2 separate regions of the Mus musculus genome follow, and region 2 is linked to region 1. The links are chromatin loops, found by intact Hi-C in ENCODE. Cell type or tissue: gastrocnemius. All regions are shown on one strand. Each heading gives the region's core, and the rest is flanking DNA. Links, peaks and the distances in the headings are about the cores only. Region 1 has its middle 12 kb from the start of B4galnt4. Region 2 holds the start of Ifitm2 (interferon induced transmembrane protein 2).

What was found. Hi-C counts contacts between places; a loop is a spot of excess contacts. Peaks named below come from ENCODE experiments on the same cell type or tissue, not always from the same donor. Only the 100,000 strongest peaks of a DNase experiment are listed, where the experiment ranks them.
Region 2: it touches region 1 in a loop (6-fold over the local background); 38 of 42 quality-filtered maps call a loop at or near these places.

The regions. Positions count from the first base shown.
Region 1 is chr7:141,040,647-141,056,713 of GRCm38, forward strand. No RefSeq gene overlaps it. Among named protein-coding and RNA genes, the nearest start is that of B4galnt4, 12 kb to the right of the region's middle. In gastrocnemius, for the core only: CTCF peaks have their summits at 7,795 (motif pointing left) and 8,377 (motif pointing left); DNase peaks (open chromatin) are centred at 7,336 and 7,778; H3K4me3 peaks cover 1,892 bases; H3K27ac peaks cover 3,498 bases.
Region 2 is chr7:140,947,074-140,963,140 of GRCm38, forward strand. Ifitm2 (interferon induced transmembrane protein 2) reads right to left here and starts at 8,888. Exons shown (of 2, transcript NM_030694.1): 1 at 8,597-8,888; 2 at 7,766-8,100. The coding sequence starts at 8,842. The coding sequence ends at 7,912. It overlaps Pgghg (protein glucosylgalactosylhydroxylysine glucosidase), which reads left to right. Exons shown (of 14, transcript NM_145387.5): 14 at 1-591. Ifitm5 (interferon induced transmembrane protein 5) reads right to left here and starts at 3,170. Exons shown (of 2, transcript NM_053088.3): 1 at 2,945-3,170; 2 at 1,885-2,375. The coding sequence starts at 3,136. The coding sequence ends at 2,163. In gastrocnemius, for the core only: a CTCF peak has its summit at 12,282 (motif pointing right); DNase peaks (open chromatin) are centred at 8,926 and 12,276; H3K4me3 peaks cover 4,505 bases; H3K27ac peaks cover 7,791 bases.

The DNA of each region.
Region 1 (16,067 bases), core at 3,751-11,750:
CTAGCATTTATTTATATAACCACATGCACTCCTGCGGTCTTTCTGGCTGCATCTGGCCTTTAAATGTTCCTTAGGAAAGGTATGTCCTCATATTGAGGCTAGCGATGGTCCCTGTGCTGTGGTGCCTGTGTAGTCTCAGCGCTCACGTTCAGATCCCTGATCTCTTGCATATGGTGTGAAATACAGATCTCAGGCTGTCTTTCCCCAGAGCCCTATGGCTGCTCCAGCGCCATTCACTGAAGAATCTACATTAGCTGCACACACTTGCCTCCTGTGTCTGGGTCAAGTCTGGACTTCCTATGTTCTCTCTGTCCCACGAGTGTATGTTGGTGTAGAGGGCACCCCCAGCTTTAGCTGAACTTCTTTGATGGCCTCCTCTTGCTTAGCCCTTGTGTCTTTAGCTGTGTTCCCGAGATTTTTCCATACGGGGCCAATCTGTGGGGCAGCCTGAGTTGCCTGCCTGAGCTGCCTGTCTTTCCATGGCCTTGTTCCACTTCTTAGATCCACGAGCAGATTGTGAAGATTCCAGAGAGGAATCACTGATCATCTATCTGCCCAGAGGCCCAGTGTCCAGGGCTGGCTAGACTGTGGGAGGCAATGCTGCTCCACTCTGACTCTTCCACCGGCCCTGTGGAAGAAGGGCTGGGACTCAGGGCACTTTCCTCTAAGCCTCTCATTCAAAGTCAGACAGCGCCCCCCCCCCCCCCCCCCCCCCCCCCCCCGTCCCCCGTGAGGAATGGTTCCTGGCAGCCAGATCTTCAGAGTGGAATTGAGGGAGGAATGATCTGTTCTTCTCTCACTCTGGACTGACAAGAGCCTTTCCCTTCCTGGGCCCTCTTTTCCTTCATAGACCCCAGGACCTGAGGAACTTTGGCTTCTCTCCTGAGAGATCTCCTACAAATTGTGTTTATAAGTTTAGTGACATGAAACTTATCTTTATCCAAGTAACTTTTTAACCTTTTCAAAAGAAAGTTTGTAACTATTGATCTAGCCAGAGGGTTGCAAGCCCCATCCCTCATAGACAAGAACTAAAAGTCTGTGGTCAGGGCAAGCTTGACTGTGGCAGGATACATAAAACACTGAGAAAGACTTTTAAATAAAACAAACAGAAACTCGGTTTTCCTGAATGCTAAACAAAGAGTCTCCCAGTAACGCAGGCTTCCAGGCTGCAGTTCAGGCTTGCTGCCAAGAAACCAGCTCCAGGCCAGGCCCTGCTTGTCCCAGCTCTACAGGGCAGGAAACCATCTCCTCTGTACACATACCAGTGAGTCCATCCTTCCAGGACCCGGTGCCAGGCCTGAAAATCGTGAGCCATGGCAACTACAAGTGCTAATCAGAAGCAGCAGTTTGTCTTTCCTGACCAAGCTCTGTATTGTCACATGTCTGGAATATTTCTCCATTACAACGTATTTTGGATTTGAACTTAAGAAGTGGAGTCCAGGAGCTGATGGCTCGGTGGTTAAGAGCACTGGCTGCTCTTCCAGAGGTCCTAAGTTCAATTCCTAACAACCACATGGTGGCTCACAACCATTTCTAATGGATCTGATGCCGTCTTCTGCTGTGTCTGAAGACAGCTGCAGTGTACTCACACAGGTATGGTGTAGTGGCTCAGGCTTGTAATCCTAGCAGGATGATCATGAGCTGAAGGCCATCATGAAATACATAGCAAGACTCTATCTCAAAAAAAAAAAAAAAATATATATATATATATATATATATATATATATATAGAGAGAGAGAGAGAGAGAGAGAGGGTTTCCTTGGGGTTTGGCTTACTTTAGATTTTCTTGCACAAAACTTCTCCCTGGGACATTTATGGATATCAGGCTGTGCCCTGATGTAAGGCACTCCTACTTAGTGGAAGAGTGAATTTTACACTGTGCTGTGCCCCGGGAGACTGCATTTTACAAGGCATCATTAGGCTTCATGGTGAGTGCAGACACAGGGCAACTAACTATATCTCATCTGTGCACATTCACACACTCCCAAACCTGTCCAGCGTCAGGCACAGACAGATTAAAACTTGTTCATACAAGTTAAAGACCTTTGTTGGGCTTTAAACCCGGAACTGCTAACCCTAGCCCTGTTCATATATAGGCCATTCCACTGGCCTGCTCTCAGGGGACCTAGCCATGGCTTATGTTATCACCTGCTGTCACCAGGTGTGCCAGCTGCATGCTGCAGATAAAAGGGCCGCCAGCACCTGTGCTCTTTCTCTTTCTGCTCCCACCCCACCCCCACCCCTCCTGCAGGGTGATTTCCCTCACCCCGTTCTCTGAAACCAGAGAAGCTACCTGAGAGCTGCTGCAAATAAACCTGCTTCTGCTCTCTGCTTGGGTCTCCTTGTTTTAGTTCAGGAGGTAGCTGTGGGCTAGCCTGCTCCACCCATGGCAGCGGGGTGGAGGTGGGGGCTACCCTGTTCCACTTGAATTGATTTATCTCATCAGAAGAGAAAACCTATTGGTTTTGTATGACCACCCATGACCTTATCAAAGCAGATCAGGATTACATGGGCACATTAAAACCATCCCAGGAAAGCCAGACTTGTTGGGTCACTAAACACAGCAGCCCAGCCGAGGACGTAACTCTCTTCACCCAGTTCATGTAAAATAAGGGACATGTAACACTATGGTAGCAGAAGCGCCACTAACCAGTCGCTCAGCCACCCACTGGCTGTATGAAGGAGCAGATAGACTGAAAACATCTGCCCCTGAGACTTCAGCTCAGTATAGTCCTTCTTGCTCCGTGTGTTCTTTTGAACTGCCATGATGGTCTGGACTGGTCTTGAATTTCCTGTCAGTTTACCTCAGCTCTGCATCTGGCTGCCTACAGCAGCTCTCTGCGTTCCTGAAAACCTTATCAAAGGTCTGGAGAGATATCTCGTCAGTTAAGAGTATGGATTGCTTTATCAAAGGACCCAAGTTTGATTCCCAGCGACTATTTCAGCCAGCCACAGCCACCTATAACTTCAGCTTTGGAAACATTTGACTCCTCTGGCCTCTGTAGGCACCTGTACTCACACACGTGTGTGCACACGCGCACGCATACACACACACACACACACACACACTTTAAAATCATAAATCTTTTTTAAAAATGATCTAACCAGCCATTGTTTTACCCCAACGTGCTGGAGGTAGAGGCAACTGTGCGAGTTCAAGGCCATCCTAGTCTATATAGTAAGTTCCATGACAGCCAGAGCTACTTCATGAGACTCTATCTCAAAAATCCTTAAAAAATAAAAATAAAGGAAGAAATCCCTTAGCTAACCACCATGGCGTCTGCGTCCCCTCTCTGCCTCTGCCTTCAGCAGGGCGTCTTTAAACTGTGATCTATAGTTAGTTTCATAAAGTACAACACATGAGCTAAGTTAATATTAGGAATTAAGACTATAATAAAAGCTGGGTATGATGATACACGCCTTTAATTTCAGCACTTGGGCAGCAGAGGCAGGGGGTATCTCTGAGTTAGAGGCCAGCCTACTGTACTACTGAGTTCCATGCAAGCCATGGCTACAGGGTGAGACCCTGTCTATAAATAAATAAATAAATAAATAAGATGCAAATAAACCAATACAAAGGCAAACAAGTGAACTGGAATAGAGGAACTTGTGACCATCATGGCCATACTGTCAAGAGAAATCTGAACTTCTATAAATTGTAGCCAATAAAACCAATTAACATAGTTTATGAACTTATTTTTATTCAATAAACTCTGACATAGAAAAACACAATATAACCATATTTCTTATATAATGTGCTTACTTTGGATCTTAGTCTATTTCTATTCAAGCCTGGACATATCAATTGCACATCACACAAGAGTTAATCTAATCATTAAGGTTTCATGCTGGGATTCTACTCTGCACCTGACCTGGGCAGCCTCTGGGGCTACAGTTGAGGAGCTAGAGGAGAGCATGCGACCTGGTGGGTAGACCTGCACAGGACAGGCGACTCAGCACAAGGTCAGACTAGTTACAAGAACGAGAGATGGAGGCTTGAGTGGCAGACAAGGACACATGGCTGTTGGGAGGCCTTCGGCAACTTTTGGGGAAGCTGGGAGGGTTCTACCTATCTGGAACAGTGCAAGGATAGCTGGGCACACCCTGTGGCTTCCTTAATCCCTAGGCTGGTTCCTTGCTGGATATAAGAACACTGCTAATTGTTTTCTTTTTTCTTTTTTTCTTTTTGTTTTTTTGTTTTTTGTTTTTTTGTTTTTTTGTTTTTTTGGTTTTTTGGTTTTTTTTTGGCGTAGCCCTGGCTGTCCTGGAACTCATTCTATAGCCCAGGCTGGCCTTGAACTCAGAAATCTGCCTGCCTCTACCTCCCAAGTGCCACCACTGCCCGACTGCTAATTGTTTTCTTAACTAGAGAAAAATCATAATAATGTTATCAAATTTAAACCTCATCAGGATTTTCACATTATGGAACTGTTTTGTTCTGAGGTGTTTGGGGTTGGTGGGTTTTTTGTTTGTTTGTTTTGTTTTGTAAGTAGAAGTGGGCTGGGACTCAGCTCAGTACCTTGCTCAGCGATCATCAAGGAAGCCTCCCCTTGCAGTAAATGGGAACTCGCACAGAGATCCACACTGGACAGTGTGCAGAGTGAGAGACTTTGGAGCACTCCGTCCTAACCTGGACATCTTCCTCAAACCCCTCCCCTCAGGGCTCAGGGATGTATGTGGAAGAGAAGACAGAAAGATTTAGAGCCAGAGGGGATGGATGACACCAAGGAAACAGGCAAGACCCAGGAGGTCTGACTCACGTATGAGCTCATGGAGACCGTGGTAGCATGCTCAGGGCCTGCACAGCTTCAAGCCACATGGGGTCCCAGCACTGAGAAGGCAAAGTGGACACAAACTCCCACCTTAACCAAAAGCTCTCTCCACTTGACGTCTGCTTCCAAATGAAAAGTCAATTTCCTCCCATGGAGTCTCACTGGATGGATAGATAGATAGATAGATAGATAGATAGATAGATAGATAGATAGATAGATAGATAGATAGATAAAGATAGAGATAGCACATATAACCATAGGACCCATGCTTAGCAGTAAATGGCCAACACAAAGGAACTCAATGGTAGTAGACTTTGTCTCATATTGCTTTGTTTGGGCATTTTTACCCTACTGGCTTTTTGCTTGTATAATATGATTTCTGAATTTGTGGTTTTATGGGTTTTATTTGTGTGTACATTTTGTAAAAAAAGATTTATTTATTACTATGCATAAGTACACTGTACCTGTCTTCTGACACACCAGAAGAGGGCATCAGATCTCATTACAGGTGGTTGTGAGCCACCATGTGGTTGCTGGGATTTAAACTCAGGACCTTCGGAAGAGCAGTCACTACTCTTACCTGCTGAGCCATCTCACCACGTGTGTACATTTTTTAATTGTCGTCTTTGAAGATTTGGGGGGCGTTGTTTTAATTTTTTTTAACCTGTTTGTTTTCTAAAGAGAGAGAGAAAGAATGTGGAATTGGATGGTTGGGGAAGATCTGGGAGGAATTTAGGAAGGGGAAACCATGATTAGAATATATTGTAAGAAAATTTTGTTTGTTTGTTTGTTTGTTTGTTTGTTTTTCGAGACAGGGTTTCTTTGTGTAGCTCTGGCTGTCCTGGAACTCACTTTGTAGACCAGGCTGGTCTCGAACTCAGAAATCCACCTGCCTCTGCCTCCCAAGTGCTGGGATTAAAGGCGTGTGCCACCATGCCTGGCTTAAGAAATTTCTTTTTAAAAAGAAATCCAAGAATAAATAAATAAAATAAAAGTGGAGGCCGTAGGATGGTGACCCGAAGACCTTGGGGTTGGTCTTGTGCGCTGCGTAGTGTGCAGGTTTAGATGCTCAGTTCTATCTATGATCAGGTCACAGTCTGTACATGGGCACTGTATTAACCAATGTGCTGTAAAGAATGTCCCCAACAATCTCTGATTGGGTAATAAAAGGCTAGAGCCTGTGACTGGGCAGGAGAGAGAGGAAGGTCGGACTGGAGATCGAGTAAGGAGGGTCTCAGGGTAGGGACCACGAGAGGAAGGACAGAGGATGTGGAAGAAGAATGTCACTACGACACCTCGAGGGAGGATGGACCATGAGCCTGTGGCCAAGAGAAGCTCCCACTGAGGACACACGAAGAACAGAGCAAGATTCAGTTGGCAAATAATGGGTCACTTATCTGGTTGTTAATAGCCTAGCAGGGTTATAATAATTCCAGAACCTGCGTAGCTTAGGCTTGCAGCTTGTCAATAAATTCTGATACCTCTGAGCTGTTTACTCCGGAGCTAAATGGGAGGGAGTGGGGCAGAAATCCCCAAATGCTGGAATTCAATGTGTCTATTGCCACACCCTCTTTGTGCTGTCATGACGATCATACCAAGGGCCTGGTGCATGGTAGGCAAGCCATTGAGACAAAGAACCACAAGTCTGTGAAAGCAAAAGACATAGACTCTCGATTGTGAATAGTGGTGGTAAGCTCTAAGGCTGGCACCAAGAGATAGGGGGTGACTTGTTAGTGGAAGATAAAGGCTGCTGCAAAGAGTGTGCTAACGCTAACTAGCTTTAGTTAGTTTTGTGGCCACAACAGTTTTCTGCTTCAGTGTGCGAAGGATATGGTTCCCAAGAGACACTGTGGTTTCCTGCCTGCAAGGAAAGAGGCCAGAGAGTCCTTTCTGAAGTTACAGCCCTGGAGAGGCCTAAGTCTGAAACAACTCCCATCCCAGCCCCCCTGTGGGAGCCACCACATCTCCAACTGCAAGGGCTTCCGGTCTGATATATGGACCCCACCCGACTCCAAGTTAACAGGGAGTTTGCCAGGTCCTTGGAAGGTGTCAGAAGACAAGAATCTTTGAGTGAGAGCCAAAAGATGTGGCTCCCCCCAACCCCAAGAGGAGTGAGCACCTAACTACATGTCACAGTCCTTCAAAGGGCAGGCAGAGTCTCTTAGGCCAAGGGCAGAAGTTGGGTCCGGACAAACAGAGTGGACATTCTTCCTGGGAGAAAAAGGGTGGCGCTGCCTCCTGTACTCTGGGCCCTTCTTTCTTTCTCTGTAGAGTTAGCGCTCCAGAAGCCTTCACCCCTAGACCTAGCCCTGGATCTCTCTCGACCTCTTCCCAGCTTCTATGCTGTACTCCCCACAGTCCCAGGCCTCTTTCTGCTCCTCCCCATCTTCAGGGATTTCCCCGCCCCTGCCCCCCCCCCCCCCCCCCCCCGCCGTCATCGCTTGGTTACCTACCCCCATTCTCTAAGATCTCCTTCCCTCAACCCCCATTGGCTTGGTCCCCTTCCCAACTAGCTCCACCCTGTAGGCACTGTCACTTCTCGGAAGAGAGGAGGCAGGAAGCTGGGAAGCAGCCAGTCTTCTGTCCTCCCACGTCCCTGCATACCCGGGTGCACTACAGCTCTCCAACTCCAGCTTTCACCCACCCCGCCCTTATCCAAACGGGTTTGCTCCCTGTGTGCCCCTTCCTTGCCTCCGTGTGTTCCCCACACATTCCCACGCACCCCTTCTTTGACCTACAGCGCAATTTTCAGAATGCCACGTTCTCCCATCCCCCTGCCCTCCCGCCCCACGGACCCTGTCCCTTCCTGCTGCCTGGAGACTAGGAACTTCTGCACTCGAGGATACTATAGACATAGCCTCCCGATATTGTTCACCAGGCGCCAAGCACATCAGAAAATGTGCCACCCATTCCCAACACCTCTTCAGAGCATTCTGGCTTCCTAAGCGTAGATCCTGTCCCGGGGCGAGGACCTGAGCACTTCAGGGTCCAAATAGCAGTCTACGGCGCCACCTGGTGGCCATTCTAACAACACGGAATTCATGGGCAGAGGGGCGTAGCCCAGCGGCGGGAACAGTCGGCGGGGGTGGAGGGGAGGGGCAGGTGAAATTACTCAATTTCAAGGAGGGGCTGCCCCAGTAGCTGTCCCTTTCAGTTCCACAGGACTCCAGGCCCCCGAGTTTCATCCAAATGTCCATTTTACTTCTCTTCCAAATGTCAGGCATTCCTGGTTATACTGAAGCCAAAAGCCAGGAACAGTAATTGAAAGATAGGTAGAAATGCAACATGGAGGAAGAGAAGTCAGGGTCCTGCTGGCCCTAGGGTCCGGAGCAGAGTGTAAGGAGCTTAGGGATGGAGAGGATGTAGCCACAGGCAGTTTGGGCACCCCATCCCCACCCCACCCCCGCAAACCTACTCATCTCCAGAAAAAGAGACCCACTAGTTAGGTACAAAACAGAGAAATGGGGCCAGTGGCAGGTTCTAGGCCAGAAAAGGCCCAAAGATGAGCCAAAATGCCTAAATCAAGAACTCAGAAAAACAACGCTCATACACATTATGTCAAAGCAATACAGAACCCAGACAAAAGAGCCCTCTTGTGGTCAAAGCTGAACAATTGCAACAACAAAGATAAGCAAAGGGTGTGTGTTGGAATAGCCAAAAGTATGAAATTAGTATCCCAGAGTCCAGCCCGTGTGACTAAATCAATGGATGGCAATGAGGCTCTCACAAAGAATCCTACACCGAAGCAGCGCAGGTTCCAGCTGAGGCTTTAAACCTCCACTCTTCCTGTTCCTTTCCCAGAGCTAAGCAGAGGTGACCATCCTGAAGAGGCACAACAAACACAGTGCAGTATCAACATCAGCAGTCCTGAGCCACGGAGCAGAACAGATTGACAGTGAGGACTCCAAAGGTGACCTGGGGACATTGCCCAAGCCCCCTGTCTCAGTCCCACCCTGAGGAAAATTATGGGCAGCCCTGGGTGGAGGAAAGCCCTAGTACAGACTGACCTGCCATGCTTTTAACCACCTGAGTCATCAGAGACAGGTTGTCATTGCCTGAGGAGTTGTGGTGACTCAGAGTTATGGAAGAGCCTAGACAGATATCTGGGGCAGAGGAGAACATGGGGAAATATGAAGAAACTGGGGAATATGAATAGACCCATGGACTTCGGTTAAAAATAGTGCATCAGCTTGGGAGTCAGCACGGGTGTCAGTCAGGGCATTGGCTGCACAAGCATGAAGCCCTAAAAGCCAGGCCTGTAACCTGAGCTCTGAGGGGGTGGGAGGCAAAAACTGAAGGATGGCTGGGGCTCCATGGCTAGTCAGACTAACAAACAAACAAACAAACAAAACCAAACAAACCCCAGCAGCCTCCAGGTTCACAAAGAGATCAGGAGAAAAAGACAAAAATGACAGAGAAAGACACTTGATGTCTTCCCTTGGCTCTATGTCTGAGAATGCATGCACTCATACATACCACATGCACACACATACACATCACATGCACATACATGTACCATATGCATACACCACACACAGAGTAATGCATGAATATTACAGCAACAAATACATCACAGGAAAGCAAAACTGGCTTCATACTGCGTATTATGTGTTTGGGATTTCTATACATATAATACTGTTCGTAAAATCGTTACTGTTGGGGGGTGGTCTATGTGGTTGGGGGGCTGGCTATGCTGGGGTTACAAGTGTGGACTACCCTTTGCCTTGATTCCATTGTTCTTGAAAACAGATTTATTTATTTAATCTATATGAGTACACTCTCTTCAGACACCAGAAGAGGGCGTCAGATCCCATTACAGATGGTTGTGAGCCACCATGTGGTTGCTGGGAATTGAACCCAGGTCCTTTGGAAGTGCAGTCAGTGCTCTTAACCGCTGAGCCATCTCTCCAGCCCTTGATTCCATTTTTTTTTTTAATTATTGTCTTGTTTTGTTTTATTTTTCAAGACAGGATTTCTGTATGTAACAGAACCATTGGCTGTCCTGGACTCACTCTGTAGACCAGTCTGGCCTGAAATTCAAGAGATCTGCCTGCCTCTGCCTCCTAAAGGCTGGGATTAAAGGTGTGAGACACCACAACCATCCTTTTTTTTTTTTTTGAGACAAGTTCTTACCATGTAGACTAGGCTGGCTGTACTGGCTGGTTATCAGTGTCGACTTGACACAAGTCTATCAGAGAAAAAGGAGGCTCAGTTGAGAAAAATCCCTCTGTAAGATCCAGTTGTAAGGCATTTTCTCAATTAGTGATTGATGGGGAAGGGTCCAGCCCATTGTGGGCGGTGTCACCCCTTTGCTGATGGTCCAGGGCTCTACAAGAAGTCAGCTGAGTAAACCATGGAAAGTAAGCCACGGGAAACAAGCAGTTAACCAGCATCCTTCCATGGCCTCTGCATCAGCTCCTGCCTCCAGGTTCCAGTCTTGTTTGAGTCCCTGTCCTGATTTTCTCCAGTAATGGACTATGATCTGGAAGTGTAAGCCAAATCAACCCTTTTCCTCCCAACTAGATTTTTGGTAACGGTGCTTTCATCACTTCATCACGGTAACAGAAACCCTAAGACACTGGCCTTGAACGCACAGACATCCATCTGCCTCCGCCTCCCAGGGTCTGAAATCAAAGGCATGCACCACCACACTCAGTTCTCAGTTCTAGTTTGTAAACTGCTATACAAATAAATTTTGTGTTTGTTTACCCAACCCTCCCCTGACTGGGCTCCGGGAAACATGGAAGCCCCTCCCAATTCACAGGGCTCCGAGACTGATTGACAAGGGGTTTTGGAAAGTCCTTGGAGCGCTGGTAATGCTGCCAATGAAGTGGAACTCCAGCAAGGCAGGGCCAAAGGGCCTTCACCGCTAAAGATAAGTGAGGATGATGATCACACTGGGCAGTGGTTAAAGACAAAAAGGACCAGGCCTAATGACACACACCTATAATCCTCACGCTCAGGAGGCTGAAGCGAGCAGATCCTTCCGAACCAGAGGCCATAGAGCTTGGCCAACCACGGTATCAGGGGGCGGGGAGCTAGAGGAGGTCATAGAGCTCGGCCAACCAGGGCATCAGGGGGCGGGGAGCTAGGGGGGAGGCCATAGAGCTCGGCCAACCAGGCTATCAGGGGGCGGGGAGCTAGGGAGGGAGAACCATTCACAGCTAAGAGGGTCGGGGTGAAAGTTCAGGAGGTGAAGTTATGCATGGGGACCCGCGTGTCATCCCTTAAACATAGCGAAAGCTGGTCATGGCCCCTTTCTGTCTCCAGCTCAGAGGAGGCTGCAGTGCAACTTTCTGAATCCCGGTTCATCCAACACCAGCCGCCTCCATCAACCACAATGGGATCAAAGTTGTGTACTTGAGGTGAGGTTGGCGACACATATGCCTGGTCCCGAAGATCAGTCCCTTGGGTCTGTCTCCAAAAACAGTTGGTAATGACGCTGCCAAGGTAACCAGTGACTGGAACAGTCTGAAAATGACAGTGAAACTGACCATCCAGACGGACAGGCCAGCATGGAGGTGATGCCCTCTGCCTCTGTCTTGGCCTGAGCATCAGAGTCTTCAAGGAGCCACCAAGAGACAGAAAGAAGCAGAAGAACATTACACACAGTGGAAGTGTCACTTTTGATTGTCCAGCACATGCAACACTGGTCTTAGAGAACTTTCTGAAAGTATTAAGGAGATCCTGAGTACTGCAGTCTGTAGGCTACCATGTGGATGGGCACCCTGTGACATCAATAGTAGCCTTCTGGGATGGATGCCCAGCTAGCTAACAAGCAACTAGAGAAAATATTTCAACGAAAGACAATCTGGTTATAAATAAGTAAGTAAGTAAATAAATAAATAAGCTGGGCGTGCCACGCTTACAATCGTAGCAGGCAGATCCTGGGGATCAATGGTCAGCCACTCTAGCCTTCCAGGTGAATTCCAGGCCAGTGAGAGACCCTATCTCAAAAAACAAGGTGGATGGCACCTGAGGAGTGACAGCTGAAACTGTCCTCAAGTCTTCACATAGGAACCCATACGTGCATGAGCACACACATTTACCACACACACACACAAACTCAAAATGACTGTCACAGACATCTTTGCTAGCTATTTTATAACAAGATAAAAAAGCGGCCTGCTAAAGTTGCACTTTACCCAGGCCAACTAGAGTTACATGGTAAGAGACACTGTCTCAAAATAAATAAGTAAATAAAAGGAACTGGGACAAAGTGTACTGCACAATTGTAACCTCAGGAAGGGAGGGAGAGAGAGAGGGAGGGAGGGAGAGAGGGAGGAAGGGAGAGAAAGAGGGAGGGAGGGAGAGAGGGAGGAAGGGAGAGAGGGAGGGAGACAGGGAGGGAGGGAAGGGAGGGAGGGAGGGAGGGGGGAGGGAGGGAGAGAGAGAGGGAGGGAGGGGAGAGGGAGGCAGGCAGGCTGTGAGTTCAGGGCCAGTTTGGAGAAAGAAACCTACCCCAAAATTTAATCTAGTTTCTTTCTTTTGCAGCCCTGGCTGTCCTGGAACTTGCTCTGTAGATCAGGCTGGCTTTTCTCAGATCCATCAGCCTCTGCCTCTCAAGTGCTGAGATTAAAGGCGTGTGCCGCCACCCCCTGTGCTAACCTAGTTTCTTGGAAAAGCATTCTTTTATAGACATTCAGTAAGTAGAAACTGGCTGGTCACCTTGGACATTAATAAAGCACCATAGTGTTCTGACCTTAGGGAGTAGGAACAGGCCCCAAGAAGTTCAAGATCAGAAAAGCGGGTAGACACCCCCAGAACTGCTGTCAAGGTTCTGGAGACTCACTGACCAAAGTGTGGCCACGGGCAATAACAAGTTCAGGGGATCTTCACAGCTTACATCAGAAGAGCACCGACAAAAGTGGCCTCATCTCAACCTGACGGTACCTGGTTTATCTCAAGCTATCCTGGATGGCATTGGGCATTGAGCACGTTCTGGCACAGATGACACGAGGAGCCAGTTGTAAAGCAGCATTACCCCAGGGGTTTTTGCCTGTTTATAGTTTGCCAGAAAACTTTGTAGGGGAAAAAAAAACCAGAGTTACTCAGGGCACCATGACAATTATAACCCACAATGTCTGCAGCCAGGGCGAGCATTTCTCTCTATGGATCTCTGGGCAAGCTGGATCCATAGAGAGAGAAACGAGTGTACTTCTCATGGCTCTGGGGGCCAGAAGTCTGAGATTAGAGTGCAGATATGGCCAGGTTCAGGATCACACTTCTGTCATGGCTGCTCAGAGAGTCCATATTGCTCTGTTCTTCAGAGGGTGGGAAGTTGAGCTCACTTATAAAAGACCAGGACCCCTTCATGACTACACCTGACTCTTGTTGCCTCCACCAGATACCACTTCATACCATCTTACTGGAGGTTATGATCCCAGCATATGAAGTGAGGACTCTGTTTATAGTAAGAGCCAAGTCAGACCATAACAAGAAGGAATGGCCACTCTACCTGTGTTAATCTGAGCCTGGGAAGAGGAAGTAGGAAGAACTTCCAGGGACTTTGGCTCCAAATTGGTGGATTCCTAGGAACCTGAAATCCACCCATCAAGGGGCTCATGGAGGATGGCATATTCATGAGCACTCACTCCCAGTAGGGCTGGACATTCCTGGACCCATGATGTGTTTACGGCCCATGGCCCAGGCATAAAGGAAGAACCTTGTGTGGGCTCCCCAGCCCAGAAAGAAGCTGTTAAAATACCTATACCTAGAAACTGGGAAAGTAAAAGTGTACACATGTACCCTGGGGCATGTGTTCCCATCAAAGACTTGCTGTATCTCCACATCACCCTACATTCCACCTGTTTGGCCTATGTAGAAGATAGTAGTTCCTTTTTTTTTTTAAAGATGTATTTATTTATTACATGTAAGTACAATGTAGCTGTCTTCAGATGCACTAGAAGAGGCTGTGAGATCTCATTATGGATGGTTGTGAGCCACCATGTGGTTGCTGGGATTTGAACTCAGAACCTTTAGAAGAGCAGTCAGTGCTCTTAACCCCTGAGCCATCTCTCCAGCTCCAGTAGCTCTTGGAGAATGGAAGACTGTTATCGTAAATGGGATCAGACCACAGCTCCTGCAACTGCCTTTCCTGATTGGCTCCACTGGTACAGCACACTTAGAACACTTCTGTACCCTCACCCTGCCCACAGCTCTTCCTAACACCTGTTGTAGAAGGACGAGAATGAACACATTATTTTCAACAGCTAGCTACACCTTCATGGTCCTATCTCCCAAGACCAATGCTGCCCAGAATTGTCTCCTCATCCACAGCTACCGTCACTGTCTTTCCTTCCCATCACTCTTGGTGACACAGTGGTGACCACACTTGGACAGAAAGTAGATGTTACCATCGTAATAGAATCCATGAGCTGAGGAGTGGACCACACAGAGCCTGGGACTCTCTCTCTCTCTCTCTCTCTCTCTCTGGAATCCCAGGTGTGGAGGGTTGAATGAGAATGGTTCCTATCCATTCAAATATTTGAACGTTTGATCCCTAGTTGGTGAAATTGACTGGGAAGGATTAGAAGTTTTGGCTTTGCTGAAAGAGGTGTATCACTGTGGGTGGTCTTTGAGGTTTCAAAAGCCTGTGTCGGTCCTAGTTCTCTCTGTGTGTCCAACTTTCAGATTCAGTAGCTAAGCTCTTAGCTACTGTTCTAGTGCCATGTCTTCCTGACTGCTGCCGTGCTCCTCGGTGTGATGATCACGGACTCTAACCCTCTGGGACCATGAGTCCCAATAATGCTTTCTTTTGTAAGTTACTTTGGTCATGGTGTGTCTTCATGGCAACAGAAAAGTAACCAAGACACTCGGGTCCAGTGTATACAGTCTCTTCAAGCATAAGACAGATAGCATGACTAGTACATCCCTGTTATTTAAGAGAGAGTTTTTACCTACCAGCTAAAATTCCTTCCCAGGGAGAGCTATATAATAAGTATCTGTCCTTTCTCTTAAGGTCCCAGTGGCAAACCAAGGCATGATTCCTCCAAAGCTCACTCTGGAGAACCAATGAGCGTTACTGGGCCTCCTTACAGAGCATAGATGAGAGGTTACTTACAGGAATAGAGATGTTCCTCACCCAACAGACCACACCTGAAAAGCCTTACCTTGCAGCGATAAGAGCTTCCTGTAGCAGCAGATGGATCCCCCTCCCCACCTAGTTGTCTCCAGCCTATATACACTAGCTCCTTCTCAAGATCACAGACAATTAAGGTAGAGTTGCATACAACGTATGGTAAAAAGCAGATGGGTAGTCACAGGAGGGTCTCACGATCCACTCCGCCCCTTTATAAGGAGGTGCAAATTGTCACGAAGCCCAGCAGGAATGGTCTTTTGCAAGAGGCACAGTTGAATTCACAGTTGTTTGGCTGCATTGTCAGTCACTCACGACAAGGTGCTCCCTGCAACCCATTAACTGACTAGCTCAAAGCCAAGAGAAGGCTCTGCAGGGGCTGGAGAGAGGGCTCAGCAGTTATGAGCACGGACTGCTCTTGCACAGGACCAGGGTTTGGGTCCTAGCACTCACCTAGTAATATAACCATCTGCAACGCCAGCTCCAACAGACTGCAGTGCACCCTTCTGGCCTCAGAGGGTGTTGCATGCAAGTGGTACATAGGCATACATGCAGGCAAACACTCATATACATAAACTAAAAATAAATAAAACCTTTAGAGTGCATGTGGCATGTGTGTGTGTGTGTTTGTTCTACAATAAATCCAGGCAGTCAACCCACTGACCCAGCAGGTCTGATCGAGCCTCTGGCTAGCCCTTTAGATAATTATTGCATGGACTTTGGCAAAGTGCTGCCCTCACCAGAAGAGAACTAACCTGGTTCCAACCAGTGCCCTAGATACTGAGCATCCTCCCCGGAGCCACTGTTAGAACGTTTGACCCATGAGCCCCAGGGTGGAGCTCATGGTAGTGATATACAGTGCTGGCTTGAGGAAGCCCCAGAGACCCAAGTAGGCAACTCCAGGAAGCAGACCACGCACAAGAGTCACTCCTGCAATGGCTCCTCTTTCCGAAGCTATGCACACCAATGGCTTTGTGGGGAGCTCCCTGTGGACAGCTGACAGAGAAAGAAAAGGCTGAGTCCCGGTTTCGGGTGGTTTTGCACGTTACAGGGATGTCACCTGAAGATGGACAGCTACGGCACTATAGTCCCTACAAGGCCCACATGACCACGATGGCAGCAAGATCTCCGAGTGAGCAGAACAGTTTGGAGCGTGACTGGTGGCTTGTTTTACATGGCAGCGTCAAGATAAGAGGCATGGGCCTGGTCTGGTTCA
Region 2 (16,067 bases), core at 5,391-13,390, 92 kb before region 1:
TTTGTTTGGGGCTGACCGCAGCACCCTCCCCTCCTTATCTCCCCACCTTCCTGTCTCTCTAGGCCTTAACTTCCTGTTCACACGTCTGTTCTCTGGGAAACTCTGGTCAGCAGGCTAGGTGGGAAGTGGCCAGTGACTCCGCTGAGAAGTGAGTCACAGTCAGGGGCTTAGCTACAGGAGTTTCTTGTGGCAGGCAGTTGACACCAGGTAGGGCTAGCCAAGTGCTCAGAGGTTTTGCGGCTTTGAACTTCCTAGTCTTTGATTCCTTTCTGACGTCAGATGGTATCTAGCGTACTGGGCTAAGGTGAGAGCTGTCCTTAACCACTCAGCCCGTGAGAAGGAAGGCAGTGTTATCACAGGACAGGGTAAATGAAGTCAGACTGGCGACCAGAGGGAATGGAGTCAGATGGACAGGGTTCCAGGCCATGGTCCTGGCCATCAGTGCTGAGCAGCAGCGTGGCCTTCACTTCCATTCTTAGTGTTTCTCCAGAACAAGGTTCATAGCGTAGGACCACGATCCTGGTAAACCCTGTGCTCCTGTACCAAGCCAACTTGGCTAATTAAAGTCAGTGCTGGCAAAGGCTGAAGTCAGAGTGTGTGATGGATTCATGTCCTTCTGCACCAGGGGCTGAATGCTGATGTGATTTCAAAGCTTAGGGGCAATGTGGGGCCCTTGTGTCTCTCTTCACCTTCTTTATGTTGGGCCAGGAGCTACCCTGGCAGAAGTGGATGCTCATCTGTTGCCTCAAAGACAGGACTGGGCATGGGCATTGACAGGTTGCTTGGTGGCACTGCGCTCAATAGAGGTAGCCCAGCACCTGGGAGTGCGTTCTACCTGTGTGTAGGTGGTCACTTCTGTGCGTGTGGTATGATAAGCTTCTGGGGTCGTGGAGGGTGACAGAGCCGGGCACAGCTGATCGGGTCTAGCCTAGCAGTCTGGGGCAAGGGAAGATGCTGTTTCCGCCTCACTGACTCGACCACACACTGTTCTTAGCGCTGGGGCACAAAGCAGGCAATCCCTCATCATAGAGGGTGGCTGGCAAAATATCCCATGTTTGGGGACATCTACTCAGGAACACACAAGTCCCTGTAGCCAGCAGGAGTTGACCTTCTCGTGAACTAGACCAGGGGCTCATGGTCAGCACACTGTCTCCATCTTTATCTAAGCACACTGTCCTTGTCTCTGCTCCATAACAGGACTAGTAACCCGCACTAGCTTCCTCCCCAGCCCCAAACACACGCAGGTCAGCAAAAGGTCTTATCTCTTAGGCTTGGCTCGGAACACTGTCAGTAGCTCGGAGCTCCTCAAGGTCGGCTGTTGGCTACAGGCATGGAACAGGATGCAGAACTGCCTAGAGTCTCTAAGTCGGGTAGCTAAGCAGAGACCTTCGTGGAAGCCAGGGGCATGTGACACACAGAGAGGAGAAGTGACTTGAGAACATTCACTTAGTGCCACTGCCTGTCTGCCTCTGACCATGTGTGAGTGGAAGAAAATGAGGGGAGCAGGCTGTAAATGTCTGTGTGTCTCTGTGGATCATGTTGCTGTCCGCTGTGAGTCCAGTATCCAGTCCCGCATAGGAAATGGCCCCTGTCTGCCTTCCGCACAGTCCAAGAAGACCACTGTGGCGGATGAGGAGTCAGGGCACACCCTCACATGTTCTCGGACACAGCCCATCAAACCACAGGGCAGTGGGAATCAAAGGCCTGCGTTCCCGAACTTCATCCTAAAATACTCAGGCTCCTCCACCCCAGAAGCCACAGGCCGCTAAGCAAAAGCAGTAGTCGGACAGCCAAGCTAACAGAATAAGATAACTGGGGTTGGCCAGATGAGTTGGTGCTGGGGCTCCCTACACAACTACCACCAGGAAAGGAAGAGCCCACACATTTCTGGAATCTGCCACTTTTAATCGTGAACAGAGGCTCGGCCTGGTAAGTGGGGAAAGGGACAAAGCCAAGCACTGAGGACCCTCTAGGTTATAAGTTAAGTCTGAGGGATCTGAGTGGGGCAGCATCAAATACACATCGTGGACAAGAGGGCCGCCTCTGAGGTCACGGCTGGGCAGGGATCGAGGTGCTATAGTAGGCTGTAACTCCCAGGAGCTGGTGTTGGGCACAGCTGACCTGACATGGTTGTCCTCGGTTCAGGGACAGGCTCGGAACTCTTAGTTATAGTCCTCCTCATCAAACTTGGTGCTGAAGAAAGCCGCAGAGTCTTTGGCTAACTTGGACAGGTGCAAGGCGCCAGTCACCACCAGTCCCAGGAGCAGCAATGGGGGCACCAATGTCCACATTGCAGCCAGGATGTTGTAGCACTTGGCTTTGGAGCCATACTGCCTTGCAGCCTCCAAGTTCCCAGCCATCTTCTGGTCTCGGGCCTGCAGGGCAGCACCAGAAACAAGATGTTAACATGTTCATGGTGTCTAGGGGACCCCCCCTCCCCCGGAGCAACTGTAGAGCACAGGCTAAACTCTAAATCTTGACGGAGGACTCTGGCTCAAGGAGACATATCCCTCGGCTGGACCTAGTTCCTTCACAGGCACAGTTTGGCCTCTGGCAGGGTCCTAACCATAGTCTCAGCATAAATAAAGGCTGCAGGTAGAGATTCAGTGGCCATTCTGGGTCAGCAGCACCCTCTGAGAGCCTCCTAGGGGAGAGGAGTCCTATGAGAAACCAAGAACTCAGTGCTATTCGGGAACTACAGTGGGAATTCCTCTATGGGCAACCTTTAAGGACTTTGCCCTTTGAGGGAGACTATATAGCCAGACCTTCCTTTCCTGTGAACAGTGCATACACCCCTTAACGGTCCCCAAACTTGGTGAGGTACTGTGGCTATGCCAACAGACACCCTCATATACTTTTGAACACTGCCCCCTCCTTCCCGGACTCCACATCACCTCCCCCCACACCACACTCATTCTCCCATCCCAGAAGCCTTGAAGCCAACCTTGACAGAGTGGACCAGCGCCAGGAATCCAAGGCAGCACAGATTCAGGTACATCGTGCTGAAGACAGACCAGAGCATGTGATCTCGTGGTGTAGGGCCAGGTGTTCCCATGGAGAGGGCTGTGTGGGCTGCAGCATCAGCCTTGCGGGATGATGGAGCCCGGGGGTCCTCACGGGGATATGAAGTGTCCATGGGTTCCAGCGCCGTGTCTTCCTAGCTGAGACTTGTCCTCTCTGAGCACCAAGCCTGCTTATAGCCCCTTGCTACCCTCCCTGGCTGACCAGCTCCACCCGCTATATATATCACAAATTACAGCCTCAGCCTGCCAAATAGAGTGGCCCGCCCTTGCACCCCAGCGTCCCCCGCCCCTCTCAAAAGACCCCATCAAAGGCCCCTGCGCCACATGGGCAGTGGCTGTAGACCACCCACCAGAGTCCCGCTGCTCTCTCTACTTCACAAAAGGCTGTCCCAAGAACACTGGCTGCAAACAGTTCCATGGCAGACACTAGGGCTGAGAAAACATGGGGCTGCATCAGTTTCAGGCAACAACCAGAGCTCTCAGGTGTGGCTGTCCAGCAGCCATGGGTGAACTGGGTGACCTGAGAGGGGGGCTGGAGATGAAAAGGAATGGGGTGAGAGAGAAGGATGAAGCCAAGACAAAGTTTCTGATCAAGGCTCCAAGTTTAATTTTCATCACTGTGTTTACAGAGGGAAAGCCCACAGACCCCATGCTTTGTTTCAGCTGGATTATGTTGCAGAGCTAGCTCAGTGGGCAGTCCACTCCTGTAGGAAATTGCAAATGGAGCGAGGCCACGGCTAGGCTGTAAAACCATTGTGGGTCGGTTTAGCCTACTCAAGGCTGGGGGAAGGGCACACTCAGGATCAGAGCTGCATATCCCTGCCAGAACTCAGACTCCAGGCTTTGACCATGACCCCTGCAGACATGCATAAATGGGACCTCAGATTCGTACCTGCTAGAGATAAAGGCTAAGAAGAAGACAGCAGGCAAAGAGGAATAATGAAGGAGACTGCCTCCTTCCCACTGCACACTGTAGGAGGCTCCTCCCCACTCCCTGTAACCAGCACTCTCCTGCTCCTGGGCAGGTAGATCCTCTTCAGTCTCCTTAGCTGTTAGGCCTGCCCTTCCCAGTCCTAAAAATGTGAGTGGAATCATTTCCTTGAGGGCTCAGATACTTGCATGTGCCAAGAACTCAATGCATGTCCGGCAGGAAGTCTAACTCCAGGCTCGCATGCCAAGAGCCTCCTCCGTAAAGGGGACCTCAGTGTCTTCCCAGCTCAAATCCTGAGCAAGAGCTAAATCCTTCACACCACCACTGCCCAGCCTCCCTCAGCTGCTCCTGCTCACGCCCACTCGGATCAATAAACAAGCGAGCAGTGCAGGGCCCTCGGGATGGTACGTGAACATGGAGGGAAGACCCCTGACCTGATGTAAGGAGGCTGCAGTGGGCAGGGAGGATGAAAGGGACCTAGTCAGAGCATCTGACTCCCAGATGACTTTCTCCAAGGTCCCTTGTCATTTGATCTCCTCCAGTCTGGGGACATATGGGTAATATTTGGAGCCTAGGCCTATACCTGCCACGCTAAGTGCCCATACATCAGTGCCTTGGTCTTCATCATCTGTGTAGGTGCTGTTTCTGCCCCTTCTGTTAATCTCAGAGACCTCTTTTTAAAAATATTTTTATATATATGTAGGGAGGGGCGTGTATGTACCTATGAGTGCAGATGCCCACAGAGGTAGTGTTGAATTTCTAGAGCAGCAGTTACAGGGGAGCCACCGGAAGTGGATACTAGAAATCAGCCCGGGTCCTCTTACAGAGTAGCATATGCTCATAACTGCTGAGCCATCTGCTCAGCCCTCCTTACAGAGGACAGGTCTGCCCTCTGTCCTGCCCTGGCTTCCTCGTGAGGTGAGCTAGAGAAGGCACAAGAACAAGAGCAATCTGCCATGGTGGGGCTGACACAAACTCAGACCTGGCTTCTCCCAGGACATGTGACTACTCAGACGAAAACATGACCATCCCAGACTAAGCAGATGAGCTCCGCCTAGCCTTTGCTTCATTATAATCATATCTTCATAGCCTCAGAATTATAAAATCTCTCGCTCCCATTATGCCTGAGGACAAAGGAGGGATGGGACTGTACTGGAGAAAAAAAAAAAAAAAAACCCTGACATCTCAGGGATTTCCCTCCTATTACCCCACCTTAACTCATGACTAATCAATTCATTCCCCCCCCCCAATAAAAGCTTAGCCATAGGCCAAGAACGGTGGCGCACACCTTTAATCCCAGTACCCAGAGGCAGAGCATGTGGATCTCTGTGGGTTCGTAGCCAGTGTGGTCCACATAGTTCTAGACCAGACCCCTGCCTTAAAAGAGAGGGAGAGGGAGAGAGGAAATGAGGGGGGAGGGGGAGGGAGGGAACGAGGAGGAGAGAGAGTATGAATTTTCAAAAACCCAGCAGTTGAAACTATCCAGAAGCCTCCTCCCAGCCTTTGATTACATCCCTCTATCCAAAGTGTAACTTCTTCCCAGTGCTCCTCTGGTTCCTGACGGTGCCAAGAACCTAGAACACTGAGGTCTCGGCCATGTGTCTGAGAGCTCCCAGTCTTCACTCACCAGCAGCAGATGCTCCACAGACGCAACACCCCCTGACACCTAGACCCTTACTGCATCACAGATATTACACTTACACGCCTGTCCAGTGAGACTTTGTAAAACACATCTGGTTCTAAGTGTGGCGTATCAACCTCTACTGTTACCTCCACCACCGTCCTGTTGCTATCTGACTGAGGGGAGAAGGACCCATTTTCTGGCCTCCTGCTTAGGGCAGATGGAACCACAGTGAGAGTCCGGGAGCACTGAGGTCTACTTTAAGAATACACTGTGTCTAAATTTTCTAGGCTCTAGAGCACCCCGTCTGTCTGACTTTTGGGGAATGAGAACAGGGCTGGCCCTGAGAGATGGATGGGCCTTGGCACCTTCAGAAGCAGTTGATGACACCCTGGTCCTTGTCTATCCTATGGCCCACCACTTCCTGTCCCCTGAGCATTCCACTCTTCTATGGGGCTGGTTGTATAGACGTCCAGTAGCAGGTTGGCAGGGCAGCATCCTCAGCTCTAGGTCCACTGCAGAAGCCAAATATCAAGACCCGTGACGTGGTGACAGATAGGACAGACCCCGAAGTCTCAGGGCTGAATCCCTGAACTTGAGTATCTGCTCCCTCGTGGTGGAGGAACTGCCCTGGGCCCAAGAAAGTTCCTAGGCCTCTGGGCACCCAGGGTATCAGCAGGCGAGTTCTCTTCCCAAGAGGTTCCCGCGGCTTCAGGAAGGTCTTGAGGTCAAGTTCTGTTTAATTCCTTCCTGTGGACTGTAACCCTCCGTCGAAATGCACAGCCTGTCCTAAGTCTCCCTGCTGATCCACCACCCAGTTCCCCTGGTCCCTTCCTGCCATGCGTGCATCCACGAGAATGAAAAGCATCCCTCCTCCTGGAAACTCTCACCAACTCGGAGGGAGTCAAGAATCCCAACATAATTAACATTTTCTGAAACCTGCCATTTTCGAGAGATCTCACCAGAGACTCTCTGCAAAGCCCAAGCAGTTCCTGGTTTTCCCTCATCAGTGTGGTCTCCATCCAAAGCCCTGCAGTCGCTCTATAGCCTCGGCTATGGAACGAGGAGAGAGAAGAGTTTCTTAGCACCCTGTTAAGCAATGACATTCTAAAAAGCTTCCCCAAATCCTACATAGAGTCACCCCTAAAACACTTAGCAGTGACCCCTCACAAGCCCACACTCCTACTCCTGGGTGTGCTTTATATTTTACCATGGGCACTGTTTCGAATAAGCTCCAACTTCTGCCTGCTATTTTGGGAAATTCTCTTTATGTCAAAAGCACGTTGAGATTTCTAAAAGATTAAAGGAACTCCCCAAACTGGCATGACGTAGAAATAAGCTGACCCCCTTCCCGGCAGCTGCTCTTACTTCCTCTTAAAAACCATACTTCTAATAAAAAAACAAACAAACACCACAGGCCTTCCCCTTGCTGAAGTCGCACAGGGCCTTCACCTGCACCTCTATGGTAGGGATCACTGTGCCACGCCCAGGATTTTAGATAAATTCAAATCATCATGGTGGTTAGGGAAGCAAGGACCCAAATCCTGCAGACACTGGAAGCCCAATCTGACTTTTTGGTGCCAGCCTTGGGTAAGCAGAAGTATCCTTTAGAAGGAACTCCAGGGATGCAAGGCATGTTAGCGGGGTGCCAAGGCACACACAGCCTCCCCCCTAGGAGAGGTGGAACCTAGGAGCTGTGAGGCCAGCAGAACTGTCATGTGGTCCTCCTACAAGAAACCTTCTAGAGTCCCCACCCACTCCAGGTCCCTACATAAGCCTGAGTGTGGGGAAGGAAACAGTGAGGGCAGCAAACTTCACAGCACCCAACTTTTGTGTGCGGGCCAGCTCAGGAGCTTGAAGTCATATCCAAGAGGCCACCACAAAAAGAGGACACATCTTGGCTAGGGATTTCTTTTCCCCTAAAGTAAAGGACTCCGGGTGTCTTTCACTCCTAGGCCGGAGCCTCCTTTGCCCAAAGTTCTGCACCCTTCCTGGGACCCCCGGGAGCACGGCCTCAGCGTTAGATGATCCTCGGATCCCCTCTGCCTGGATCAGGCAAAAACCCACAGGTCGGCTGCTGCCCATATCTGGAGACCAGAAGCCTGACAAGTTAACGACACTTGCTCTCCTCAGACAAAAAGGATGCAAGGTGAGCTCGGTACAGAACCAGAGAACAGTGAGTCACAGCCAGAGTTGCCACCCCGTGCACTTTATTGAATCCACTGTGGACAGATAGGTGAAGGTAACATTTGCATACGCGTAGGGTAAAGGGTCGAGGCTTGAGCCTGGGGGCGGGGCAGGGGCGGGGCAGATGTGGACCGTGGAGCACAGGGCAGCTAGAATCCAGAATGGGGTGTTCTTTGTGCAAAAGACTGAAAGACTACCACAGAGGTGGTAGAGAAAATAATGATGCAGATAATGACCATAAGGATGCTGAAGATCAGGGAGCTGATATTCAGGCACTTGGCAGTGGAGGCGTAGGCCTGGGCTCCAACCACATCGCCCACCATCTTCCTGTCCCTAGACTGAAGGAAATTAGATGTAAGGAGCCCTGGAGCTGGCCAGCTGAGAGCCAGGTGCTCTGGCTCCATTTCCCCAACTGCTCCCTGCCCACTGTCTCACTCCCTCCAGCCGGGAAACCCTCCCCTCTTTTCACACACACACAAACACAAACTATACAGTAAGCTCCAGCATTCGCTGCATACCTCACTTTCCACACAGATTAGGGCCCCAGTCTAAAGGGTGAAGGGGTGGGGAAAGTCTGGCCCCAGAATCCCCAGGCAGTTTCATCCTGTGACTATCAGAAAGTCTCCAACACCAGAGACAGACAGTGCGCGCGCGCGCGCGCGCGCACGCACGCACGCACACACACACACACACACACAAATAGGAAGGGTGCACACACACTTTCTTACAGAAAGGACCCCACACTCACACCTCGGTGCTATCTGAGTAGATGGCGCTTCAGGCTCACACACACCTTCTTACACCATTCCCTCCCACCCCCTCTAGCACACTCACCTTCACAGAGTAGGCATAGGCAACGAAGCCCAGGCAGCAGGCGTTGAAGAAGAGTGTATTGAACAGGGACCAGACCACATGGTCAGGCACCGACACCTCTCTGGGCATGTTGATCACGGTGGTCCTCACAACAGCTGAGTTGCTGGGTTCCCCCAGCTCAGTCACCCCGTACTCCTCTTTGATTGTCTCATAGCTTGGAGGAAGCCCGGCATTGGTGGACAAGAAGGCTTGAGAATTGTGGCTCATGGTACTGACTCTGGAACAATCGCCCCGTCTGGAGGATGGCTGCTGCTATCCTGGTTCTGTAGACCCGCCCTTTCTCTAGCAATTTCCTTTTCCTGTTGGTGGGTTAGTCTCCAGAGGGCCTTACTGTGGGGAATTGGCTGGATACTGAAGTGGGCGGTACTTAGGCCTTGAGTATCAAATTACTTCAGGACTAGTTGACTGTTGAGGTACCTCTGTATAAACTTCCAGGGATCTAGACTTGTCCCAGGGCTAAAACTTGTCTGAAGGTCTCCACCTCCTGCTTACAGTAGGCATACTAGAACTTCTCCCCAGATCTAGTCTCCCCAGCCCCCTGCTCTCACACCCCTGGTACATCCCTAAACCTGGCCTCACAGTGAGGGCCTCCTCTAAAAAACCCCAAGCACACACACCCCTAAACTAATCTGTTGCAGGTGGGGGCTGGGGAGATCTGCAACTCAATGTTTCTTTGGCTGTCAGTTGGGGAAGGAGGAGCCTTCCAGCACAGGGCCTGGATGCTCCTGGCTAGCTAGGGAAGGAAAATTCCAGTCACTTGGCTGCAGCCGGGGAGCTTATGGAAGGCAGATGTTTTCCTACCAGTTGCGAAACAGCCATTGCTAAAATGAAGCCTGTAGGAGTACGGCTACACAGGGAACTCCGAGTCTTTCCCGGCAGAAGCAGTGAGGGAACTGAGCGTCCTAGAAACAAGGGAAGTTCCCTGGTGGTGAAGGACACAAATCGTTTGACACTTGAACCCATTCAGTAACCTCACACCCCCACCCCCAGCACCCAAATTTCATCCCACAGGGCAGAATGGAGCAAGGAGGAGATCAGTGAGTCTAACTACAGAGCCCTTGTTCGCCTCTACTTGTACAACCATCACCATCGATCAGAGCCTCAAAAGCTGGAGCAGGTCACATGTCTGTAATCCCAGCACTTGGGAAAGGTCAGCAGGAGAATCAGTTCAAGGTCCAGCCTGGGCTACATGACAGCTTGTCTTAAATAAATGAATAAAAAGTAGTAAGTAAAAATTTTAAAAAAATGAACGAAAGGGGAACTCAACATTTCTTCTAGAAGAGGCACAATGGGTAACAGGCTCCACATTCTTGCTCATTAGCAAAATGCAGATCAAAGCCCCAGCAGCACACTGCTCATACCCATTAGGAAGCACTGTAGTTTAGAAGCAAAGAAACCACACCACTGATGCTGCAGGCTTTGCAGGCAGTGGGCAGATCGAAGCTACAACCCAGAATCCCACTTCTCGTGTGTAAGAGAATGAACACATGTCTATACGTATCCTGTATGCCTGTATCTCATGTCTACAGCAGCATTCGTAACGACAGGCAACAGACAGAGGTTAGATGTCTATCAACTGGCAAATGAAAAAGGAAAGCTCTGATATATGCTAAACCTGAATAAGCCTTATGAACAGCTCTCAGGTCAGAAGTAGGTGAGCAGCCTCCAGGGGCTAAAGGGAAAGAGGGTGGGGTAAGGTGTCTTTGTTATTGTTTGGTTTGGTGGTGGTGTGGGGGTTGTTCTTGGTTTTGTGTGTGTGTGTGTGTGTGTGTGTGTGTGTGTGTGTGTGTGTGTGTGTGTGTGTGTGTGTGTGAGAGAGATGAAAATCATTTTAGGGGAAAAGTCAGAGGTGGTAAGGTGTGGCTCTTTTTCCTAGTGAGCCCTGTGCATGTCCTCTCTGTCTCATCTCTGAGTGAATCTCACTTTTGAATGAAAGTGCCCCATAGGCTCACATGTTTGGATGCTTGGTCTCCAGTTAGGAGAACTGTTTGGGAAGGATCGGGAGGTGTAGCCTTGTTGGAGAAGGTGTGTCCCTGGGGATGGGCTTTGAGGTTTCAAAAGCTTATGTCAGGCCCAATCTCCTCTCTCTCTCTCTCTCTCTCTCTCTCTCTCTCTCTCTCTCTCTCTCTCTCTCTCTCTCTCTGTCACTCTCTGTCTGTGTCTCTCTCTCTCTCCCCCTGCTTTCCAGCTATAGCTTCAATACCATGTCTGCCTTCTTTCTGCCATGATGATCATGGGCTAACTCTCTACGACTGTAAGCAAACTTCTAATTAAATGTTTTCTTTTATGAGAGTTGCCTTGGTCATGGTGTCTTCACAGCAATAGAACAGTAACTAAGACACTGATCTTTCCCAAATCCAATCCAAATAGGCTAATTTAGCTAGGATCTCTTCCACCTTCATTAAAGAACTCAAAAGTCTCACTGTGGCATTGACCTAACCTAGAAAAGTCTCATATCTGAGCTTTAGCACCATTCATGAACTAACGAGTCTCACCCTCAGAATGCTGTTATAGCCAGGCTAACTTCCATGGCAGGACTGGATGGGGAGCTTTGCAGATTGTGTCAAGACGCTTACAGGAAAGAGTAGGGGAACGACCTACTGGTGACTCTATGGTTTGGTGTACTATAGAGATAGTACCTCTAACAGTGAAGTAATCCTATAGGAGGGATAAAACACCCCTAAGTGTAAAAGGCTATGGAGAATAACACTGATGGCTTCTGAGAACCCTGATCTCTTTAGAGCTGAAACCATGGACACGTATATTAATCTGGACATTGAGAGTCAGAAAGGCCAAGCCATTGTACATTTTATAAGACAAGCTTCTCCAGCTATTGGACAAAAACTAGATCAAGTGCCTCCAATGACATTCTGCACTTTAAGGTCTCAACTTGAAGGTCTTCCGCGGCTAAGTCTCAGAAGACAGAATCAACAAGTACCAGTGTTAGTGTTCTGGATCACACGAGGAGATTGATCAAAGAAAGAACTACAGGATGAATTTAGGCTTCTCGGGAGCCAGCTGGGGAAATTCAGACCCTTTTTGCAGAGCCTCTTTATTGTTACACAAAAAGACACCTTTAGCAAGTCGATTTCTGCACACCAAAACTTCTTATCTGATCTAGGAGTTGTTTTGAGAGAACCTTCACCTTAAACAATTCTCACCCTTGTGAGAATTACTGGTTTGCCTGGAGTGTCTGGATACCAAGTTATTGCAAAGGTTCTGAGAATCTTTCAAAGGAACCACCCCATAAACTCTCAGATAACCATCACTGACAAAAGGCTACCTCAGAGCCTAGATAGGAGAGCTCTGCTAAAATTCTGCTGCATGCCAGACTCCCAACAAACTTCAGCACTAGCTATAAGATTTATCGAACTTTTCATTCTGCTCCCTCTGCCAGATCCCAACCCTGAGGCTTCTCTACGACACTCCTGTGTATAAAGCACTAAGCTTTGCCTGCTGGGTCACACCTATAAGATTCCACACTTTCCCAGCCCGAGGCTGCAGGGCTCCCAGATGTAGCAGTTTGATCGGGACAGGACAGGACACAGGCTTTCAGGGTATGCTGAAGGGAGACTCACTGAGGTCACAGAGGCTGAAAATTAATTCCAAGTTAGCCTCTAAAAGCGGAATTCATTGTTCTGACGAGAGTTCTCCAGCTGGGGGCAGGAGTGACTTAAAATTTACACGGGCTTCCGTGTGATCTATGACCTTGCAGCAATCTAAAGAGAAAAGAATTGAGGAAAGATGCCCCCGGGGTGCTACCTTAATAGTCAACATCTTGACTCCAACCTAGTTTATACTCCAGCTTGACTATTACCAGAAGCAAGACCCATTTTAAAACAAAACCAGGAATATTCTGTCAGTTTTGGTAGGAACAATCAAAACAGTTTACCTTCCAACTCCACACACCCACAGCCACAATACACTCCTCAGGAAACCCAATGTCCTTAGATTAGGATTTATAGTCAGCCGCAAGCATCTCAAAAAAAGCTATTGTTCCCTGACTCCTCCCAATAGCTGGAGAGGCTCTGCTTATGAAAGAAACCAATTACCGGATGCTAATTAAGCAGGGGACAAAAGGCAGAGCCTAATTAAAGTAACAAGAAAGAATTTATAGGAGGTAAGAAAGTTTAAACCTTCTTAGAAAAGCTACCCAGGGATTGTCCTAACCAGGTCTGTACTATATTTTGGTACAGGGTTTTGATGTTTACTCTGGTTTAAGAGAGACTTTTCTCTATGCCTCTGTGCTGACTAGTCTTTAAGATCAATTTGAAATAAGCTAGGGTTATCTGCAAAGAAGGAAAAAAAAAATTTTTTTAAATGCTTGCATAAGATTGGCGGATGGATGAGCCTGAGAGGCGTTTTCTTGGTTGATCATTGATACGGAAAGACCCAGTTCATTGTGGTCACTGTCACCCCTGAGAAGATGGGCCTAGAGGGTATAAGATAGCAGGCTGAGCAAGCCTTGGGGAACTAGCCAGCAAGCAGCCCTCCTCCATGGCCTCCGCATCAGCTCTTGCCTTCAGCTTCCTGCCTTAAGTTCCTGTCCTGACTCCTGCAAGTGAAATAAATCCTTCCCTCACCCAATTGCTTTGGGGCATGGGTGTTTGACTGCAACAATAGAAACTCTAACTAAGACAATCTTGCCAGGCATGGTGGCACACGCCTTTAATTCCAGCACTCAGGAGGCAGAGGCAGGTGGATTTCTGAGTTTGAGGCCAGCCTGGTCTACAGAGTGAGTTCCAGGACAGCCAGGGCTACACAGAGAAACCCCGTCTTGAAACAAAACAAAACAAAACAAACACAAAGCAGATGGGTGATTGCTGGGAATTGAACTCAAGACCTCTGGAAGAGCAGTCATTGCTCTTAACCACTGAGTCATCTCTCCAGCCCCAATGTTCTTTTTGTTTTGTTTTGTTTTGTTTTGTTTTTTTGAGACAGGGTTTCTCTGTATAGCCCTGGCTGTCCTGGAACTCACTCTGTAGACCAGGCTGGCCTCGAACTCAGAAATCCACCTGCCTCTGCCTCCCAAGTGCTGGGATCAAAGGTGTGCGCCACCATGCCCCGCTTGTCTTTTACTTTGATTGCTTGTTGGAAAGTTGGATCTTATCACAATAGGTGAATGCATTTAGTAATTCCCTACAGTTTAACAATTAAGAACACCTGGAAGCCTTTCAGATTGGCTAAAATGTTCATCTGAATAAGGTTCCCTGTCTAAACCACTTCATGATGAGACATCTGGGCAATAGCTGATACATTTTTATACAATATTATGGATGATCTTGATTTCTTATACTCCCCATCTAGGGCTTTAAAAGCCAAGCAAGGGCTAGGTGTGGTGGCACACACTTTTAATCTCAGCCCTGGGGAGGCAGAAGGAGACAGATGTCTATGAGTTCAAGGCTAGCCTGCTCTACATATTGAATTCCAGGACAGCCAGGTCTACATAAAACAGGGGTTCTCAAATGCTACAACTCTTTATACAGTTTCTCATGTTGTGGTAATACCCAACCATAAAATTATTTTTATTGCTATTTCATAACAATAATTTTCCTACTTATGAATTGTAATGTAAATATCTGATGTGCAGATGGCCTTAGGAGACCCTTTGTGAAAGGTTCATTTGTCTCCCCAAGGGGTCACAACCCACAGGTTGAGAACCACTGACATAAAGAGACCCTGTCTCAAAAAAAAAATCTAAATAAATAAATAAATAAAGTCAAAATGGGGGGGGGGGTAAAAATGAACCTTGTACTGTAGTCAGTTAAGACTGTGGAGTTATACTAGGGACCTAAGAGGATGCCCTCTCAGCCTTCATTTGCCCGTGTGCCATCTGTGGTCATGGGTCAGGGGCTTGCTGACTGTGTGAGTTTCCTCCAATACAAAGAAGACCTTTCCCCCTCCAATGACTTCACAGCAGGTATATGAGCTACAGTGCGACCCCTGGGGCTCCTATGGCCTTCCTGAATGAGACCATAAGTGGCTTACCAGAGTTGCAGGGCCCCTTCACAGGGGTCCCATTGTCCCCTTGGCCCTGGTTGACCTTTTTTTTTTTTTAAAAAACATTTTTTTTTAAAAAGATTTATTTATTATATGTAAGTACACTGTAGCTGTCTTCAGACACTCCAGAAGAGGGCATCAGATCTTGTTACAGATGGTTGTGAGCCACCATGTGGTTGCTGGGATTTGAACTCCGTACCTTCGGAAGAGCAGTCGGGTGCTCTTACCCACTGAGCCATCTCACCAGCCCCCTGGTTGACCTTTAGTGGTCCATTTTTGTCCCCATATCCTAATTTGCTTTGGCCTATATGTTTTCTTGGTTGAACACCCAGAAGGATGGTTTTAGCGGTCATAAGGAGAAAGTAATAAATTTTAATTTTCATGTAACAGACAAAGCTTAGATAATAACGCAATTTTTAAAGTAAGTTCTGGTTTTGATACTATTCAATTTTACAAGTACTTCAACTTCTGACAGGCTTAGCAGAAAACACAATTATTATGTCAGCAAGAGCAAATCGATATTTTCAAGAACCCCAATTGTTTTAAGTGGAGAACAAGACTTTTTTGTTTTAGACCAGTGCACTGAGTTTTAGTCTCCGGAATTGTGAAGATCATATATATTTTTAAAAGTTTCATCATCTATAGAAAGCTTCAGATTTCAAGTTTTGTCCACGCCTTTACTTTTCTCTTTTTGGAAAGAAAAACAAAATCTGGTTATTTTGCCTTAGGACACTCTTATTTTACCATGCAGAAATCCATCTTATCATGAGACAGAGCAACATAAGCAAATTTACAATTGACTGAAAGAGTGGAATCTAATTTGCACTCACGATATGGTGTGATGTTGGAGGGAGTCGTTTTGTGCTAGGTGCCCAGGTTCATACCTAATAACCACTTGTCTCTGACTCAGTTTCTGGAACACAAGTCCCCAGCAACCCTAACTCCTGGGTCCCCACCCAGAAATGTGTCACCACGACCATCCGCTTTGTCATAAACTACGCCTAACTATTGATTTGGGCTTTTGTAACCCACTAAGGCAGATGTTCAAAGACTACTTTAAGGTCACTTTGAGGGCCTAATCTTGTCAGAGGTGAACAGTTCTTTGTTTTCTGTAACTTGTTTGTGTAGATGCCCAAGGACTTCTTGTGGTTTTTGCCTTTAAAAGCCCTTTCCTCACCAGCCTCCAGGCGACACCTCTCTGATTTGGCTGGAGACTGTGGCCCTGCCAGCCCCTTTAATGAATTTGGCTAATTACAATCTGAATTGGGTCTAAGGGTCTCCCCCAGCCCCATCACCCCTCCCCCATCTAGATTGCCATAACAATGTAAAAACCTAATTACCTTTCCACCCAGTTCAACTGCACTGGTCTTTCCTGTCGCAGGTTCTAGGCAGGCATTGCTGCAGCTGGATTTTTTTCTTTACTGTTTTTTGT